2 separate regions of the Homo sapiens genome follow, and region 2 is linked to region 1. Evidence: read pairs that join two places in POLR2A ChIA-PET (ENCODE). Cell type or tissue: GM12878. All regions are shown on one strand.

What was found. ChIA-PET counts read pairs that join two places held together with the same protein. Peaks named below come from ENCODE experiments on the same cell type or tissue, not always from the same donor. Only the 100,000 strongest peaks of a DNase experiment are listed, where the experiment ranks them.
Region 2: POLR2A ChIA-PET joins it to region 1 with 7 read pairs; 9 of 35 experiments call an interaction of 5 or more read pairs at or near these places.

Annotation. Positions count from the first base shown.
Region 1 is chr1:23,117,727-23,120,226 of GRCh38, forward strand. The region is part of intron 1 of LUZP1 (leucine zipper protein 1); the gene reads right to left. Among named protein-coding and RNA genes, the nearest start is that of LUZP1, 50 kb to the right of the region's middle. In GM12878, no CTCF peak of the experiment used is centred here; no DNase peak of the experiment used is centred here; H3K27ac peaks cover 213 bases.
Region 2 is chr1:23,023,654-23,026,153 of GRCh38, forward strand. All of the region lies in intron 1 of KDM1A (lysine demethylase 1A), which reads left to right. Among named protein-coding and RNA genes, the nearest start is that of KDM1A, 5.4 kb to the left of the region's middle. In GM12878, no CTCF peak of the experiment used is centred here; no DNase peak of the experiment used is centred here.

The sequences.
Region 1 (2,500 bases):
ACTATGTCTATCTCCTTCTTTTACTAAGTCACACTTGCCAACATGTCTCACGTCAAAGTCTACATTATTAAAAACAAACAGGAGGCTGGGCACAGTGGCTCACGGCTGTAATCCCAGCGCTTTGGGAGGCCGAGGCGGGCAGATCACGAAGTCAGGAGTTCGAGACCAACCTGGCAAACATGGTGAAACCCTGTCTCTACTAAAAATACAAAAATTAGCCAGGCGTGGTGGCGTACGCCTGTAGTCCCAGCTAATCAGGAGGCTGAGGCAGGAGACTTGCTTGAACCCGGGAGGTGGAGGCTGCAACGAGCTGAGATTGCGCCACTGCACTCCACCCTGGGCGACAGAGCGAGACTCCATCTCAAAAAATAATAATAAATAATAAATAAAAACAAACAGTCATGGTGGCTTGCGCCTGTAATCCCAGCACTGTGGGAGGCCAAAGTGGGTGGATCACTTGAGGTCAGGAGTTCGAGACCAGCCTGATCAACATGGTGCAACCCCATCTCTAAACACAAAAATTAGCTAGGCATGGTGGCACACATCTGTAGTCCCAGCTACTCAGGAGGCTGAGGCAACGAGAATTGCTTGAACCCGGGAGGCGGAGGTTTCAGTGAACTGAGATCACACCACTGCACTTCAGCCTGGGCAAGAGAGCAAGACTCCATCTCAAAAAAAAATTAAAATTAAAATTAAAACTCACTCACATTCACACACCAGGTAGTACAATGGGCAGTAGAATCCTGAGTTCTACTCTTGTCTCTCCAACTTACTAGAATAGTTTCCTCATTTGTAACACAGAAATGACAATGTGTCTTGACTACAAGATTATAAGGACCAAACAGAAGAATGTATGTGAAAGTACTTTGTACACAATAAAACATGGTTATTGTCATAGGTACAGTGGGTCTACCTTTGGCCAGTTTAGGTGTTAGGTTTTACTTTAAAAAGGCCTCAGTTCTACAATACTCTATTTCTGTGATCCAAGGCTGCCTATTTCCAGTTCAAGTCCTCTTCTTCCTGGCAGCTGAAAATTTTATATTGTCATCCTAATTTCACTTGATTCCCTGATTTTTGCAAGGTTCCTCAAATTTCTCTAACCAAATGGGCTCCATGTCTCCAAAATGGTAACTAAAGACCACTAGAACTGATCACCTCTACCTGTCCTTTTGGTTCTAATATTCTAAGATTCTTGGGCCTATGTTCCCAATGCACTTTGTCTGTATCTCTACTTGAGCAATTTTCTTAGTCTACTTTGCATTACAGGTTTATCTGACACCATCTCCTAAAGAAAAAGCCACAGGTAGGTTGTCCTATGTTGTTTTATATTCCCCGTAGCAATTAACGTGGAGCTTCACAAAAGTATTAGTTGAATTGACTTGATGCTAATTTCTCATTTTTTTATACTTACTATCCCTACTACACCATAATTATAGACCACCTTATTCTTTTGTACTGCCATTGGCCTGGTACAGTGTGAAATAAACAGTCAACATTTTTTTTAACGACCTGATGTGACTAGCTCTTTTTTTTTTTTTTTTTTTTTTTTTGAGACAGGGTATCACTCTGTTGCCCAGGCTACGGTGAAGTGGCACAATCACAGCTCACTATAACCTCGAACTCCTGGGCTCGAGCAATCCTCCTGCCTCAGCCTCCTGATTAGCTAGGACATAACTGAAAGTGAAAGCAAGTATGACAACTCAGATCTTAGTTTTAGCTTTAAAAATAACAAGCTATGGGTGTGACCTTAGGCAAACTGCTTCATTTCTCCAGGCCTCATTAAGATATCTCTTACAACTTTTAAACAAAGTCTGGAGAGGATGTTGAGAGGAATCAAGTAAGAATAAGCCCTTCTGAAAAACCCTAGGTTTATCTCTAGTATAGCACTTATCATTCTGTATTATAATTGTCTACTTGTTACTCTCCTGTACCAAACCCCGAGCTCCTGAAAGGCCAGAATTATGTATTTCATCTCTGAATCCAAGCATGTGCATAGAACGTGGCACACAGTAACAGTTCAGTAAATGTTCAATGGCCAAACTACTGAAAATTATAAGTGCCTATACTTACGAAGACTCTTATGTATAAATGGACTTATATAAACTTATAAGAAAGAATAATTCATCTCCCTCATGTACAACCCTTTCAAATAACATTAAATAAAAGTATTTTTCTTATTATCACCAGCTCAAGTCCAGGTTTTGTTTTTTGTTGGTAGTTTTTTTTTTTTTTAAAGACAGAGTCGTGCTCTGTCACCGAAGCTGGAGTGCGGTGGAGCAATCGTGGCTTCCTGCAGTCTCAACCCCCTGGACTCAAGCAAATCCTCCCCGCTCAGCTCCCAGAGTAGCTGGGACTACAGGGATGTGTCACCACAACAAGCTAAGTTTTGTAAGTTTTGTAGAGATGGGGTTTCACCATGTTGCCCAGGCTGGTCTCAAACTCCAGAGCTCGAGCAATTCACCCACCTCAGCCTCCCAAAATGCTGGAATTATAGACATGA
Region 2 (2,500 bases), 94 kb before region 1:
AGATTATTTTGGCTGTTCTGAATGCTTTGCATTTCCATATGAATTTTAGGACCAGCTTGTCAGTTTCTGCAAAAAGGGCTGCTGGGATTCTGATTGTGATTGTGTTGAATCTGCAGATTGTAAGTTTGGGGCACACTATTAGATTTTACTGTTATTTTTTAAGCTATCTCCTACAAGAAAGATTTCTTTTTTTAGCTAACTGATTAATTTTTTGGAGGCAGGTTCTCACTCTGTCACCCATGCTGGAGTGCAGTGGCTCAATCATAGCTCACTGCAGCCTCAACCTCCCAGGCTCAAGTGATGCTCTTATCTCAGCCTCCTGAGTAGCTGGGACTACAGCTGTACACAACCATGCCTGGCTAATTTTTTATTTTTTGTAGAAATGGCTTCTCCCTGTGTTGCCCCAGCTGGCCTCGAACTTCTGGGCTCAATCATTCCTCCTGCCTCAGCCTCCCAAAGGGCTGAGATTACAGACATGAGCCACCTCACCCAACCAAGATTTTTTTCTTTGTAATTCTCCTGTGTTTATTTTAACTCATCTTACTTACCCTGTTTTTTAATCCCCCATTGTAATTAGCTCTTAAACTTTCAGGAAAAAAATTAGTTATGTGTTTGTTTGGGGCAGCAACTACTAGGAAGCTAGCAACTATCCAGTCTTGGGATCCAGAGGAAACAGACTTTAGAGGATAGAGTATCCATTTAAGGAATAAAAAGCAAGCTGAGGCCAGTATAGATAGGCCATGCTTCAGTAGTTCTTCAGTGTATGCAAGGAAAAAAGTGCATGTATTTTATGACTTGGGAGCTTATCCAGTTTTGAGGACTGTACTTTAACAAAATTATATCATTACATAATTAAAATTATGTTTAGGGTATTGGAAGGAGTTCATGTAATTGAGTGTCCCTGAAGCTTCAGTTTCATTAGTTTCAGAATAAATTCACTTTTGGGCATGTGTATGCTAAAATTATGGCAAAATATTTAAGGTTTTAAATTGGTAAATTGGGTTGGAACTTCACGAACACCATACTCCTTTAGGAATGGTGGCCTTGAGCTAGGCCATGAAATGGCAGAATTTAGAAAAGTGTTCTGGAAAAGGGTGGACTTTTTGGAGTTTAAGTATTTCATCTTCCTCTGATTCATTTTCCTCAGGTAAATAAGCCCTACCTTGTAAAGTTTAGATATAATATAAACAAAATGCTTATTGCAGTGTTTGGCGTATAATTAGTAGGTGACCAGTAATTAAGATACTACCAGTGGAGAAAAGGAAGTGGTTTGAGAAGCATCAGGGAATCCAGAGTGGACAACTGAATGTTGAGAACAATGGACAAATGAATTTAATTAGAAACAGGAATCATCTAGGAACAAGATAGATTGAAGGGACCAGTAGCGTTGGGGTTGTAGAGTTGTGTCCAGGTTGTAGTGAGCATTAGATTCTTGCTGTCCAATATGGTAGCCTGTAGCCACATGTGGCTATTAAGTTTAAATTGAAATTAAAAACAGTTTCTTCAGTCACATTAGCTACATTATAAGTGCTCAATATAGCACATGTTGAAGCCACAGAATTGGAAGCACAGATAGAGAAGTTTTCCATTATGACAAAAAGTTCTATCAGACAGCCTTGAACTAGATTATGAAGTGCAGACCATAAGTGCTGTGAGACTTCAGAGAAGATGAAAGATTTTTTTTTTTTTTTTTTGAGATGAAGTCTCACTCTTTTCCCTCAGGCTGGAGTGCAATGGTGTGATCTTGGCTCATTGCAACCTCCACCTCCCGGGTTCAAGCAATTCTTCTGCCTCAGCCCTCAGAGTAGCTGGGATTACAGGCACCTGCCACCACGCCCAGCTAATTTTTGTATTTTCAGCAGAGACGGGTTTCACCATGTTGGTAAGGCTGGTCTAGAACTCCTTACCTCAGGTGATCCACCCACCTCGGCCTCCCAAAGTGCTGGGATTACAGGCATGAGCCACTGCACCTGGCAGGTGTATTTTTTAAATTTAGAATAATTAAGAAATAATCTTCAGAGGAGGTGGACCTTGAATATATGGCATTGGATTAACAGAAAAAGATGGAAGTAGCTTTAGGGAACTTAGAGGTTGGTAGAGCAGCATTGAGGACTTTTTTACTCGTGTGTTAGTGATTAGAATTAAGTTTGAATTCAGGCCAGACATGGTGGTTCATGCCCGTAATCCCAGCACTTTGGGAGGCCAAGGTGGACAGATCGATTGAGCCCAGGAGTTTGATATCAGCCTTGGCAACACGGCAAAACCCTGTTTATACAAAATTATAAAAATTAGCCATGTGTGGTGGCATGCGCCTGTAGTCCTAGCTACTCAGGAGGCTGAGGCAGGGGAATCACTTGAGCCTGGGAGGCAGAGGTTGCAGTGAGCTGAGATCACGCCACTGCTTTCCAGCCTTGGCGACAGTGAGACCCTGTCTTAAAAAAATAAAAATAAAAATAAAAAAGGCAGTTTGAATAGTCAAGGCCAGAGAGTGTATATGCTG